Regions from separate parts of the Homo sapiens genome. Here all the other regions are linked to region 2. Evidence: chromatin contacts called from ENCODE Hi-C or POLR2A ChIA-PET data. All regions are on one chromosome and are shown on one strand. The core of a region is the stretch at or near the end of the contact, and the rest is flanking DNA. Distances in the headings are between cores, read along the strand shown. Region 1 holds the start of CDC42EP1 (CDC42 effector protein 1). Region 2 holds the start of RPS19BP1 (ribosomal protein S19 binding protein 1). Region 3 overlaps MRTFA (myocardin related transcription factor A).

The links. Hi-C counts contacts between places; a loop is a spot of excess contacts on that map. ChIA-PET counts read pairs that join two places held with the same protein, here RNA polymerase II (POLR2A). Pooled maps may share reads with other maps.
Region 1: a map of ascending aorta shows a loop between it and region 2 (7-fold over the local background). The contact joins the promoter of CDC42EP1 here to the promoter of RPS19BP1 in region 2. A Hi-C loop is called at or near these places in 2 of 168 maps with a recorded cell type or tissue (aorta and ascending aorta) and 3 of 50 pooled maps. POLR2A ChIA-PET finds 5 or more read pairs at or near these places in 1 of 52 experiments (GM12878).
Region 3: a pooled map shows a loop between it and region 2 (2.8-fold over the local background). The contact joins the enhancer-like site here to the promoter of RPS19BP1 in region 2. A Hi-C loop is called at or near these places in 2 of 50 pooled maps.

What each region holds. Positions count from the first base shown.
Region 1 is chr22:37,559,132-37,563,890 of GRCh38, reverse strand. CDC42EP1 (CDC42 effector protein 1) reads right to left here and starts at 3,411. Exons shown (of 3, transcript NM_152243.3): 1 at 3,303-3,411. RefSeq lists enhancers at 1-426, 954-1,560, 1,863-2,092, 1,561-2,168, 2,169-2,775.
Region 2 is chr22:39,530,341-39,535,093 of GRCh38, reverse strand. RPS19BP1 (ribosomal protein S19 binding protein 1) reads left to right here and starts at 2,346. Exons shown (of 4, transcript NM_194326.4): 1 at 2,346-2,407; 2 at 2,571-2,699. The coding sequence starts at 2,356. RefSeq lists silencers at 1-80, 141-190, 56-350, 2,422-2,581, 2,762-2,891 and enhancers at 2,152-2,201, 2,252-2,311, 2,101-2,616, 2,617-3,132.
Region 3 is chr22:40,590,472-40,594,827 of GRCh38, reverse strand. MRTFA (myocardin related transcription factor A) reads left to right here. Exons shown (of 15, transcript NM_020831.6): 2 at 93-154. Among named protein-coding and RNA genes, the nearest start is that of MRTFA, 44 kb to the left of the region's middle. RefSeq lists enhancers at 254-463, 1,044-1,243 and a silencer at 1,089-1,383. Within about 2 kb of position 2,012, at least 4 of the 41 ENCODE cell types and tissues checked have a DNase peak (open chromatin) inside an H3K27ac peak, as active enhancers do.

The DNA of each region.
Region 1 (4,759 bases), core at 2,162-4,661, 2.0 Mb after region 2:
ATCTCCATGATAACCTGCATGCCAAAACATCACCCTGGCCCCTTCTGAGAGTGGGAGGGCAGGCTGGGCTCTGTGTCCTCACAATGTGACCTTGGGCAAGTCACTTACCTACACAGACCTGGGACCTCAGCTGATAAAAGTCAATAATGATCCTTAAGAACACCTATGTCTGCGGCTCAGCCTTCTTCCTTTTTTAAAACCATTGCTGCCACCTCCAAGCATAGAAATCTCAATACTGCCCTTCTAATGTTATTTGAAATTCAAAATAGGTTAAATAACAAGATAAGAACAAAGAAGCCAATAGGACAAAGCTTGCTTTGTTTTCTGACTACATTCTCTTCCCTTCCCACCATCTGATCCTCCCCCAACCCTAACTCCTCCCCCTCGTGGGGGGGAACTTCTGAATCATCTTCTTCCCTCCCTGGCACCCCCGGCACCGAGAAGTCCTCGTGGAATGTTTGCTGAAGTTCTGAAGCGATCCACAGTTGGCCAACCATTACATGATGTCATCTGATTCTCCAACAACCCTGCAAAGCCGCAGCGTGGCCTATTTGACAGGCAGCACTGAGGTTCGGAGGGAAGGGAGACCTGTCCAAGGTTAAGTGACAGGTTCATGGCAGGGCCAAGTTTCCCTGCTCAGCAGGGATTAAGGATGCATCTCTGGGGGAAGGAATGGGAGCGGGAAGGGTGTTCCTCTGTACAATGTCCTGTAGAAGGGTCTGCCATGTGGCCTTACCCACTTGCTCCCACCCCAGCTCCCTGACTTTTTTTTTTTTCTTTTTTGAGGCAGGGTCTCACTCTGTCACCCAGGCTGAGTGCAGTGGCTCCATCACAGCTAACTGCAGCCTCGAACTCCCAGGCTCAAGCGATCCTCCCACCTCAGCCTCCTGAGTAGCTGGGACTACAGGCACATACCACCATGCTCAGCTAAGTTTTTCCACTTTTTGTAAGGACAGGGTCTCACTCCATTGCCCAGGTTGGTCTCAAATTCCTGAACTCAAGCCATCCTGCTGCCTCAGCCTCCCAAAGTGCTGGGATTACAAGTGTGAACCACCACACCTGGCCTCCCTGACTTCTTGAGGCAGCACCTCATCTCCCAGCAAAAGGGGCTCCTCCCCCCTGAACCCCCATGGTCACTTTTGACTTGGGGGACCAGCTTCCTCCCCAATCTTGCGATGATCCCATCTTTCAAATGTTTCTGGGCACCCCCCCAATAGTACCCACCCCTCACACTACCCTGCCTACTGCGGTCGAGAGACTCTGCAGCGCTGTGGAGCTGAGGGCAGGGTATTGGGACCCGGTCTTCCCATGTGGAAAACGGAACAGCACACCAGGCAGTTCCCCTCCCAGGGGAGTTGCAAGGGTAGAAAATGTAATGAAACCCTCAGATACTGGAGCAGGGCAGCCATGGGTTCAAATCTGACACCTTTACACTAACATCTCTCATTCCAGGGACCCCGGTGGCAGCCACGTGGCACTTGCTGCCAACCACAGGGCACTGCTGGCCATCAGGTGTGCCTCACCTGGCACTGGAGTAAGCAGGGCTCCAAGTGTCCTGGTGCCAGGCTCACCTCCCCTCACCTGCTCAGGAACACCGCCCGTTAGTGTTCAGAACACCCCTTTCACAGATGGAAAAAACGAAGCTCAGAAAGGAGACATTTACCCTCAGTCACAGACCAACATTGCTGGTAAATGCCCCAGGGTGGGGGTGAAGACGATGGGGAATGGGGAAGACGATTTGGAGGGCTTGGATGCCCAGTGCTGAGCCCGGTGTGGGGTGCAGGTGCAGGCCTGGGAAGACAGGAGACCCAGCTCTGCAGATTCACTGCCTGTGACCTGGGCAAGGAGGTCACCACACAGCCTCAGTGTCCTTGGAGTCCTTATATTTACCCTATAGAGGATAGTCAGGGCCTGGGCACATGGCCTGAGCTCACTCAATGGTGGGAATGACGCAAGAACAAGTTTTGGAGCCGGGATCGGGCCAACAGGGGTCGCTGTGGAGGCACATGTGGTCGCGGGGAGGCCAAGGGCGGGTCTGAAGGAGAGCGGGGGCGGCTGCACCCTGGCATTCACCTGGGGGTCACCCGCAGGCCGCAGTGCTGGCCAGGGGCCCACGTCTCATCCTGGAGGCCACTGCTCGGGTGCACACAGCCCACTTCCTGCGGGCATCCAGCTGGGTGACGCCCCCCCCCACCGCTGGACAGCGGGTCCCTGTCATGGTTACGGCAGCTCCCCCAAACCTGCTCTGGTCCCTGGAATAAGGGGTTAAACCGGTCGGCTGACTTCTCCTGCTCCTCAAAGTCCAGACGCTTCAAGGTGGAGAGACGGGGAAACTGAGGCCAGAACGGGGTAGCTAGTTGTTCGCAGTCGCGCTAGGGGACCCGGTCCTCCGTATTCCAAGGGGGGCACCGTGGGCCATTAGGGAGCGACGGGGAAAGTGGAAAGGAGACGCGCTTCGTGCCCACCGCCCCGAGTTAGAGCCGAACCAGCCCGGGACCGAGCGAGACGGAGCGGCTGCGGGCCGCGTCTCGGGTCCCCGCGCCACGTTTAGTGCCGCTGCGGCCTCCCGGCCAGTCCCCCCTACTCTCTAAGCCTCAGTTTCCCGGTCTAGGAAAAGGGCTTCGAATGTTGCGGGTCTGGCACTGCTGGGGCAAAGGCAGAACAATCTGGAGGGCGGCCGGGATTGGAAGTCCGGGAAAGACTTCGGCCATCCAACATTCCCTGGGGGGACGGGGCTCAGGACGCGGAGGGTCGCTCCGCGGGGGAAGGGGACGACCGGCTGTCTTGGCCGGAGGGGAACCGGACGGGATGACCTCATCCGCGGCTCCAGCCTGGAATGCGGCGGTCGGGGAGGGGGGCAGGGTGCCTGTCCATCTCCCCGGGCCCCCCACCCCCCACTTCCCGCTCTCCGCGTGGGCCTCGGCGGAGGGGAGACATTCCGCCGCGTCGCCCGCTGCCCGCCCCGGCCCTTCCTTCCCCCGCGCAGGAAGGCGCGGAGACAGCCCCCGCTCTGCCCCTCGGCTCGCCCCCTCCTCGCGCATTTTGGCCGCTCAGCCGTGTCCGATCCTCTGCCCCCTCCACCAGCCTGGAACGGGACACGAAGCCCGAAAGCTCGGAGTTTCCTCGCGCGGCTCCGCGGCCGCGCCCGGCCTTCCTGTGGGCACCCGGGGGCGCCTCTCCCGGGCGGGTCCCGTCCCCGTTCCGGCCCCGGGAGCCTAGTAGGGTGCAGAGTCCCCGCGGGCGCCGGGACCCGCCGGCCTCCACGGCCTCCGCCCCGAGGACCCGCGCGCCCGGGCTGTTACCTGGCTCCGCGAGCCCCGGGGGCGCGGGACGAGGGCGGACTCGTCGTCTGCAGCGGCGGCGGCCGCGCGTCCCGGCTGGCAGCCCGGGAGAGTCGCTGGGCCGGTCTGCGCCGCCCTGGCCGCGGGCTCCGCGGGCTGGATCCGGGGGCGGGGGCGGGGTGTGGGCGCTCCCGCCTCCCGCCCGTCTCCTCCCGCCCGCGGGCGGGGCCCGGCCCCCTCCCCGGCCCCCTCCCCGGCACCGTCCTCGCGGCCGCCGAGAGCTGGCAGGGACGCGGCTGGGGGGCCAGGCCAGGCCTCTGCTCGCCACCCCGGACAAGGCCAGCCGGGGAACGTGCGGGCTGCCCCGGGGAGGCGACTCCGGTCCCCGGCCGCCAACCCCTCTTCCACCGGTTCCCCTCGTGGCCTTGCTTGGGGCGTCCAGGCCTGATGAACTCTCCTCCCTCCTGGGCCCTCCAGCCGCGCCCTGCGGGAGTTCGGGGAACCGGGAAGCTCGATCTGAGGCCTTGAATGCCTGGGCCTTTAAACCTTGATGTTTACAGGCATGACATGCCCACTCCTTTGCTCCCCATTCTCATTCCCTTCCATCCGGTACAGGCCCCGCGGTGCCCAGGAGGAAGACAGCCATACTGGGGCGACTGGTAGAGTGGGGTAGAGTGGCCGTCAAGACCGGGACCCTGGAGCCGGACAGCCTGGGCTCCTGTCCTGCCTCAGTCACTACTTACCTTTCTCTGCCTCAGTTTCCTGATCTGAAAGTGGGATAGATAATAGCAGCATCAGATGTTGTGTGAAGTGTTTCCTGCTCCAAGAGCACCTAGGAGGCTTGCTCGGCAGGTAAATGAAGTCGCATCTCAGAGACTTTACAGACCCTCCCCCCACCCCGCCCACCTCCATGGAGGGCAGGGAATCAGCCATACCCGGGACCCTGTGCCATCCTCAAGGAGGGGAGATAGATCTCTGGCCCCTGCCTCCCGTTGTTGTGCCCTCCTTTGACTACTCCCATCTGACTATAGAGTCCTCGGGCTGTCAGGGCACAGAGAGGTCCCTAATACTTCCTGCAGGGCCTGGGGGCTCAGGAAATCTTCCTAGAGGAGATGATACCTGAGTTAAGTCTCTCTCTCTCTCTTTTTTTTTTTTTTTTTTTTTTTTTTTTTTTTTTTTTTTTTTTTGAGACGGAGTCTCTCTCTGTTGCTCAGGCTGGAGTGCCATGGCATGATCTCAGCTCACTGCAGCTTCCACCTCCCGGGTTCAAGCGATTCTCCCTCCTAAGCCTCCGGACTAGCTGGGATTACAGGCACCCACCCACGCCCGGCTAATTTTTGTATTTTTTAGTAGAGAGGGGGCTTCACCATGTTGGCCAGGCTGGTCTTGAACTCCTTACCTCAGGTGATCCGCCTGCCTTGGCCTCCTCAAGTGCTAGGATTATGGGTGTGAGCCACTGCATGGTTGTGAGTTAAGTC
Region 2 (4,753 bases), core at 1,097-3,596:
GGGGCCACACGGTGCTGGCTGCAAGGAGCCAGCCGAGGCAGAAGGACGTCCGGACCCCCACCCCCACCTAGCCCGGGTGGGCGCAGCTGAGGCCTTGGAGTCTCGCCGCGTGAGAAAGCTGTCCTGCGGCGCCACCTATTGGCAGAAATGCGCCCGGCCCCGCGGATGTGCTGATAACTCCGCGGGAGGCTGGGGCAGCGCCTGGCCTGCCGTCCCGCCCGTGCCCGGCTGGGCTGCGGACGCTGCAGGGGTCCACCTGGCACGTTGGCAGAAAACTCCTCCACCCGGGGGACCGTGGGCTGATTCAGCCTAGATCGGGAGGAGGACAGAGCTTGGTCCTTTGCCCTCCTGAGAGGCTGACTCGCTGCACATCCCACGACCTCCTGGGCCTCAACCCAGCGGCTCACTGGCGTCCCAAACTCAGCTCTCATCCACTCATTTCGTGCGTTTCTGAACTCTTACCGTATGCCAAGCACTGTTCCAGGCGCTAGGGATATAACAATGAACAAAACAAAGATCCCTGCCTTGCGGAGCTTACAGTGGGGTATGGGCGGGGAAACAGACAATACGCAATACACATAATAAGTAAGACAACAATCCGGCTATGTTAGAAGCAGGAAGGAGGCATATGTCTGAACAGTCACTGGGTTCCAGGCCCCACACTCCCCTTAGGACAAAATCATGGAGTCTGAGGCCTTTGCGACCCTCCAGCCCAGCATGGCATCCTGAAGGGCCACTCGTGTGTCACAGGGGATAGGTCCTCGCTACAGCGGTCTCCGCCTAGAACAATCCCCGCTGCCCATACATGGTCAGCTCCTCCTCACCCTCCAGGGGCCTACCTGACCCCATGGCTTGACAGGCCCCACCCAGCACCACAGCACTGCTCTCCCTGGTGGCTGGGACAGGAGCGCCCCCACAAATCCTGCGGCCAGGCTGCCAGTCTTAACTCCCACCCCTGACTCCACCCGTGTGACCTTCGCCTCTCTGTGTTTGTTTCCTCGTCTGTAAAATGCAAAAGACAATTCCTACCTGGAAGGGTAGGGGGGATAAACAAGTTAACAAATGTAAAGCACGTAGAACAGCACAAATGCTTGAGTTTGTGTTGGTTGTTATTATTACTCTCTAGCCGATGGAGCTTAAACGGTGTGGTCTATCCCGGAGGACGAACTCCAGGTCCCACACTCTGTGGTGTCAAGTACACAGAAGGCCCTCAGAACCCGGCTGAGTGAACCCAGTGGTCCCTTCTGATTCACCGTTCACTTATTGCGTGTCTTCTCCATGCCAGGTGCTGGGCTGCCAGCTGCAGATGGAGCAGCGAACAAGCCCAGGGCTCCTCCCCCAGGTAAGCAGTGTCACTTCTAGGCCAGAGGGGCTCAAATGTTTTGGTCTAAGAAGCTTCTTACATTTAAAACTTCAGAATCCCCTCACTCCTGTAATCCCAGCACTTTGGGAGGCTGAGGTGGGCGGATCACTTGAGGTCCGGAGTTCAAGACCAGCCTGGCCAACATGGCAAAACCCCGTCTCTACTAAAAATTTTTTAAAAAGAAAATTAGCCGGCCGTGGTGGCGGGCGTCTGTAATCTCAGTTACTCGGGAGGCTAAGGCAAAAGAATCGCTTGAACCCGGGAGGCGGAAGTTGCAGTGAGCCGAGATCGCTGCACTCCAGCCTGGGCGACAGAGCGAGATTCCGTCTCAAAAAAAAAATTAATTTAATTAAATAAAATAAATTTTAAAAAATTCAGGATCCCAAAGAACTTTTGTATGTAGGCAACTGATATTTGCCATACTAGAAACTAAAACAAAAATTTTACATATTCATTAATTCACTTAAAATGACAATAAACCCATTGCTTGGTAACATAAACAACGTATTTTATGAGAAATAATTGTAGTTTTCAAAACAAAGATATGTCTTTAATGTCTGGCTTAAGGGAAGACAACTGGATTCTCATGCTGCACTCAACCTGTGCGATACCTAGTGCTGGTTGAAGTATATGAAAAACACTCCGCCCTGTCCCCATCCTAGCCCGCCACGGAGCCACGAGACCCGAGAGGATTGGCCAACCCGGCGGAGCAGGTTGCGGACGGCTTCCGGGGAAGGAGGGGACTGAGCGCCAGGAGCCAGGTAGATTGGGATTGAGTAACACATGTGTCTTTCTGCGCCTTGGACCCGCCTCCAGTTTCCGCCCCTTCTTCCGCTCAAGTGTAAACCCCTAACGCATGCGTCCTAAGAAAGATGGGCACTTCCGCCCATCCCCCTCCGGATCCCTCTGTTCGGGCTCGGGTTTCCGCCGAGACGACAGGGACTGCCAGGTCGGAAGTAGTGTGAGGCTCGTGGGCGGAGCCAAGCGCCGCCATGTCCGCCGCCCTGCTGCGGCGGGGCCTGGAGCTGCTGGCGGCGTCCGAGGGTGAGGAGGGCTGGCCAGGGGACGTCCGGCGCGGGCAGGAGGATGGTAGTGGCTGCGGGCGGGAGCCCTGGATGGAAAACAATCCAGGCCGGGCTTAGCCCCAGTGGCATGGGAACGCTGCGCGCCCTCTGACCTGGGTCTCTTCCTCTCTCTTCCCCTACAGCCCCCCGGGACCCTCCAGGTCAGGCCAAGCCGAGAGGGGCTCCGGTGAAACGGCCCCGGAAGACGAAGGCAATTCAGGCCCAGAAACTGCGGAACTCGGCCAAGGGAAAGGTGCCCAAGTCGGCACTGGGTAAGTTCGGGAAGGGGCTGAAAGTGCTGCCTCCGGTGCTGGGACCTGCGCCCCAGAGGAGGTGGCGCTTGAGGCAGGGCTTGAAGCGTTCGCCCGGTATTGCTAGACCTACTGTGTGCCAGGCGCGGAGCGGGGCCCTGGACATACGAAGGTGACAGAACACGCCACCGTCCTGGTCCTCGTGGACTACGGCCCTAGTGGGGAGAGAAGCATCAAAGAATATCAAACCCAGTGTGTCATTGCTAAGTGCATTGAAGCCTATGAATTAAAAGACTACGGTACTCTGATGGGGACTTAGGCCAAGTCAGCCTTCTCTGAGGAAGCGACATTTCAGCCGAGAGCTGAAGGATGTATAAGAGTGAGCTAGGTGAAAAGTAGGAGAATATTCTAGGAAGAATAGTATGTGCAAAGGTCCTGAGTCAGAAAGGAGGTTGTTGCCTTTGAGAATTTGAAAAAATAAAGGCTGGTAAAGGTGACCTAGTGAATGAGGATCAAAGATGGAGCATTTAAACACATTCACTAACACTCTGTACCAGGTGCTGATTCTAAGTGCTGTACAAATGTAAGCTCGTTTGATCCTTACAGCAGCCCTTTGAGGTCGATACTACTATCACCCCCGTTTTACAGATTCAGAAAAAGGCACCTGCCCAGGTGGTACAGGCATTGTGGCTGCCCGGGCATTGTGTCTCCAGAGTGCTGCTATTACCTACTCCATTGAAATAGGACATGCTGTGGCCTGGGCAGTGGCTATAGCAGCAGAGATAACAAGAGAATTGTGCAGGTGGAAAATATGTTAAAGAGGGGGCAGCAGAGAATTTCAGCCTTTAGAGGGGTTTTAGTGGTGAATTGGCTGTGAAGGTGGAGCCTAGTTTCTTGGGGGACGTAGTGTCACTTAATAGACATAAAGACTTTCGGAGGGGCTGGTGTAGGCAAGATGGTGATATTTTGACATGTGTCAGGACGTGGCAAGCTCTTACTGTGTCTGAATCCCTAGAGTCTAATGCATAAAAGATGTTAAAGTATTTGTTAAAAGAATTATGAATTCCAAGGAGGAAATACAACTTAAGCCAAAGTCTGGAGGCAGGAAAGTGAGACAGGTTTGAGCCCCAGCGATACTTGCCATGAAGCAGGAGTGTGGAGTGCCAGAGGTCATTCCCATCTGTCCCAGCCCTTGTCTCACTGTCGTGTCCTGGGTGCTCACCCACCTCCCCTGTTGGATGGAAGCTCCTAAAGGCACACACCTCCTTGGGCTTGTCCGCAGCCTTGGTGTCCACCACAGGTTTTGGCACATAGATGCTGAGTGAGAGGAATGGCAAGCCTCGCAGCCAATGGAAAGAACACCTCTGCAGCTGCCACTTTGCTCCAAGCTGCATCGTCTCTTGCCTGAATTATTGCAGAAGCCTAGCCGGTCTCCTGCCTTCCACATGCCCCTCCCCCCGTAATCTTGTTCTCAACAGCAACCAAAGTGATCGTGTAAAATCAGAAGTCATTCCTTGTTTTTCCTCTGGGTGGCTCTCATTGTAGTCACTAAAAGGTGGCGGTCTTAGGGTGCCTGACAAGGGCTATATGACCTACCCCCACCCCCAGCCAAACTTGGTCTCTTCCTGCTACCCACTCCCCCTACTCCAGCTGTTTTTGTTGTTGTTTTTGGTTTGTTTTTTTTTTTTTTGAGATGGAGTCTTGCTTTGTCACCCAGGCTGGAGTACAGTGGTGCAGTCTCATCTCACTCCAACCTCTAGCCTCCCGAGTTCAAACGATGCTCCTGCCTCAGCCTCCCGAGTAGCTGGGATTACAGGTGCCCACCACCACACCCAGCTAATTTTCGTTATTTTTAATACAGACGGGGTTTCACCATGTTGGCCACGCTGATCTCGAACTCCTGACCTCAGGTGACCTGCCTGCCTCGGCCTCCCAAAGTGCTGAGATTACAGGTGTGAGCCACCGCACCCAGCCATTCCAGCTGTTTTGTGTTTTTCAAACACATTTGACACATTTCTGCTTCAGGGCCTTTGCACTGGGTGTTCCCTCTACCTAGACAAATGCTCTTTCCCCGG
Region 3 (4,356 bases), core at 763-3,262, 1.1 Mb before region 2:
AACAGCTTCTTACCTTTGAAACCAAACGCCTTTTAGGAATGGGAAGAACTGTTTATATTGCATGAACTTTTATTTTTCTGTTTGTGTTGTAGTGATCGGAGGGTATGGTTGGCATGGAATTGAATTTCATCTGTCTGTGGGAATTGTAAGCAAGGTAGGTCCCAGATTTATTTACTCTTCCCTCCCTCCTTTCCTAATGTGGTCGTTAGTATCTTCAATTGTACTGACCTAGAATAGATCAGATTTGACTATTGTTTGGGGAAACATTATCTTTTTCAGTCTCACTCATCGTGCCTCCTGATGGTCTGTCCTGTGGTTTAATGTTGTGGACTACATCTAGTATCTCATTAGAATGTAGAGAATGCTAAGAAACAACATAACCAATGTAAAATTTTGGTGGTCCTAGAACAGAACCATGAATTTACACATGTACCCACCCACACATACCCCTACCTCTTTAATCCAGTCCTTGAGGGCAGAAGTTTTTGTGTTGGAGCCATTATGTAAACCAATTTAGGGTGGTGGGTAATGGTAGGCTAGCTTATTCTGATCACTCTAAAAATCAGTAGCCTGTGTGAATGGTAGACTAAATGCAACAAAGGACCTGACTAGACAGTAGCCAGGCCATTACTGGCAACTGTAAATTTTGTTACTGATGACAGGATCTGTCCATCTGTAACCACTAGAGTTTGATTTGACACAACATGCTTTGTTCCTATCTTAAGCTCCTGGGCCTGAACAAAAGTACACCAGATAGAGCTTTGGCTTATGTATCTGTCTTATGTCAGGTGCCTGCAAAAAGAGCTATAGATGGCAGTTCACGCAGCTCTGCAAAACTATTTCTGTCAGAATATTTCCTGTCAAGGTAAAGGCTACTGCTAGTTCATGTAGTTCTAGTTTTCTACCACCATAAGTATGTTGAGATTCCCGTTGCTTATTGGTACAGGAGACCTGGCTCAGTTGCAGAGTAAACTTGACAGTCAAAACGGAACTCCCCAACCAGGAATCCTGTAAACTTGTGTGTGGGGTTCTATGGGTTGATGTCAGTCTGGACTCTTGCTGCATCTACACTTAGCACAGGTTCTTGAGACTGGCTTTCTCTCAGTCACAAAGAAGAGATTAGTACATTGCTACAGGGAAAAACAGTGTAGCCACTTCCTATAGCAGAAGGAACATGGCCTTGGAATTGACGCTGCTGTCTAGGAAGGAGGAGGAGACGGTAGATTAAAGTTAAACTTCTGTAAATGAATCCTTTGTCATCATCTAGTGGTCTGAATTTTCTGGGTGTGATCTGTGTGGTCAGTAAATTATCTTTTTTCTATTGTTCTACTTTTATATTGGGGTAATAAACTATTCCATGGAAATACTGTGTGATAAAATTAATGGAAAGTAAAGAAAGGTACCAACTTTTATTGAATTCCTGCTGGAGTTAGGCATTGTACTGTAAATTTTCATGTATGTTCTTTTACTGAAATATATCAAGTTCATTGATATTACAGCTTTTCAAGTCTAGGTGAATAATATTGTGACTCAGTGTCTTGAACTATTTATAATAGCCATTTAGAGGAAATAGAATTTTGTAGTGTTTTATGTTACTTCATTTGTTTTCTGGAGAAGGAAAGAATAATTATATGAGTTAATTTTTTTCTTTTTTTGGGGGCTTGCTACTGATTAGCCAAAGGCAGGGTGGAGACTGGCGGGTTTGAAATTAGAGACACCTGTGCTGTTTTGGGAAGTTGAGGCTCTTGACCTAGGATTTGCTGAAGTTGGTGCAGGAGAGGTCAGTGTAGGTTAATATTTTCAGAGCTCAAAGCAAGTGTGGATTGGGGTTGTTTATAGGTGCAGTTTTGCTTGATCTCTGTATCTGCAAATGGAGTAAAAAAGTACAGTACTGCTGTTTTGGGAAACTTCTGCAAAAGTCCCTGAGCCAATGCAAATTAATTTTCTTCAAAAATACCAAGAAAATTCCCCATTTGGCTGTTTCACCTGGTTGAGGGAATTGACTCTTGTCATTATGCTTGTAAAGAAATTACCAGGCTGGGTGTGGTAGTTCATGCCTGTAATTCCAGCACTTTGGGCGGCTGAGGTGGATGAATTGCTTGAATCCAGGAGTTTGAAACCAGCCTGGGCAACATGGTGAAATCCTGTCTCTACAAAAAACACCAAAAAAAATTAGCCAGGCATGGTGACATGTGCCTGTAGTCCCATTTGCTAGAGAGGCTGAGGTGGGAGGATTGCTTGAGCCTGGGAGGTAGAGGCTGTAGTGAGGTGTGATTGCATCACTGCATTCCAGCCTGGGTGACAGAGTGAGACCCTGTCTCCAAAAAAAAAAAAAGAAAAAAAAAATGTCCACAGATTTTTTTTTTTTTTTAAGTTAAGAGACAGGGTCTTGATTTATTACCCAGGCTGGAGTGCAGTGTGGAACATTTACAGTTCACTGTAGCCTTGACCTCCTGGGTTCGAGTGATCCTTCTGCCTCAGCCTCCGGAGTAGCTAGGACTGCAGGTGTGTGCCACCACGCCTGGCTAATTAAAAAAAATAATTTTTTTTTTTTTTTTTTTGTAGAGACTGAGGTCTCACTGTGTTGTCCGGGTTGGTCTTGAACTCCTGGCCTCAAGTAATTCTCCTACCCCGGCCTCCCAAAGTGTTGGGATTTACAGGCATGAGCCACCATGCCTGGCCCACACATTCTTTTAAAACAATTATAAATTTGATTTTCTGTTTTTAAATTTTCTCTTGAAATTCTTCTCTCATGGGAGATACCATCTCTATGTCTTTCAGTCATGCAGTAATTGGGGGTCAGAATAAATTGTTCAGCTCTTTCCTAGGTGATATGCAATTAAACTGAAGTCTTCCTTCTCCTTTGGACTTGTGCATATATCTATGAAAGAAGAAAATCTGGTTAAGAGCAGCAGAATTACCTGGAGATACTATACTGTCCTTTCAAGGGCTGAAATGGACACATTAACATTTCTTAATCTATGCATTTTTCCATTTTTATTTTTCTGTCTATTGAATGAATTACTGTACTTTTCCTCTTGGCCACTTCCTTTTTATGGTTTAGTGAGATAAACTTAATATAATTTTTCCTTCTTTGTTGAACAAATGTTAGTTCTTTAAAAATAACTTTGAGGTATAATTTATATACTACAGAATTTACCTGTTTGAAGTGTACAGTTTATTTTTAGTAATTTTGTGGAGATGTGCAACCATTACCCCACTCCAGTATTACATTTCCAATACCCCAGAAAGATCCCTTGTAAACACCATTTTTAAACTTCCTTTGAAGTAAGGCGCACATTTTATTAAGTTCTGCATCGGATTTAATCTTCCACTCATGAAGTTTTCCACCACTCTGCGTATTGCACGTCTTCTTTCCTCCTCTTCTTTATATATTAGTTTCTTATTACTGGTCAAACATACCACTCTTTTGTTATTTTTATTACATTTTCTCAACACTTTTTAAAAAGTGTAACCTTGAAAAGAAGGGATTTAGCTTTTATTCAAAGTTATTTTTTTCTTTGAAAGTTGTTATCTTTTTTTTTTTTTTTGAGACGGAGTCTCGCTCTTTTGCCCAGGCCGGAGTGGAAAGTTGTTATTTTATAATGCCTCAGGCCTCTCAGTAAGAGCTCGTTATTATTTCTGGGTTTTCTGTTCACTTCATTTGCTATTTATTTATTTATTTATTTATTTTGAGACGGAGTCTCGCTCTGTCGCCAGGCTGGAGTGCAGTGGCGCGATCTCAGCTCACTGCAGCCTCCACCTCCCAGGTTCAAGCAATTCTCCTGCCTCAGCCTCCTGAGTAGCTGGGACTACAGGCGCGTGCCACCACGCCCGGCTAATTTTTTGTATTTTTTTGGTAGAGACGGGGTTTCACCATGTTGGCCAGGATGGTCTTGATTTCTTGACTTTGTGATCTGCCTGCCTTGGCCTCCTAAAGTGGTGGGGTTACAGCTGTGAGCCACCGTGCCCAGCTGCTATTTATTTATTTTTAAAGGGAATAATTTATTGGTTATTTCTTGTGTGTGTATACAGACTAGGTATTAGCTGATTTGGAGAATTCTGCTCTGTGCATAAGTATTCAGATACTCAGTAAAAGATGTGAATATTGTCATACACTTGAGCTTTTCCTTTTTTTTTTTTTTTTCTTTTTTTGAGACAGAGTCTTGTTCTGTTACACAGGCTGGAGTGCAATGGTGTGATCTTGGCTCACTGCAGCCTCCGCCTCCGCCTCCTGGGTTCAAGCAATTCTCGTGCCTCAGCCTCCTGAGTAACTGGGATTACAGGTGTGTGCCACTATGCCCGACTAATTTTTGTATTTTTAGTAGAGACGGGGTTTCACCATGTTGGCCAGGC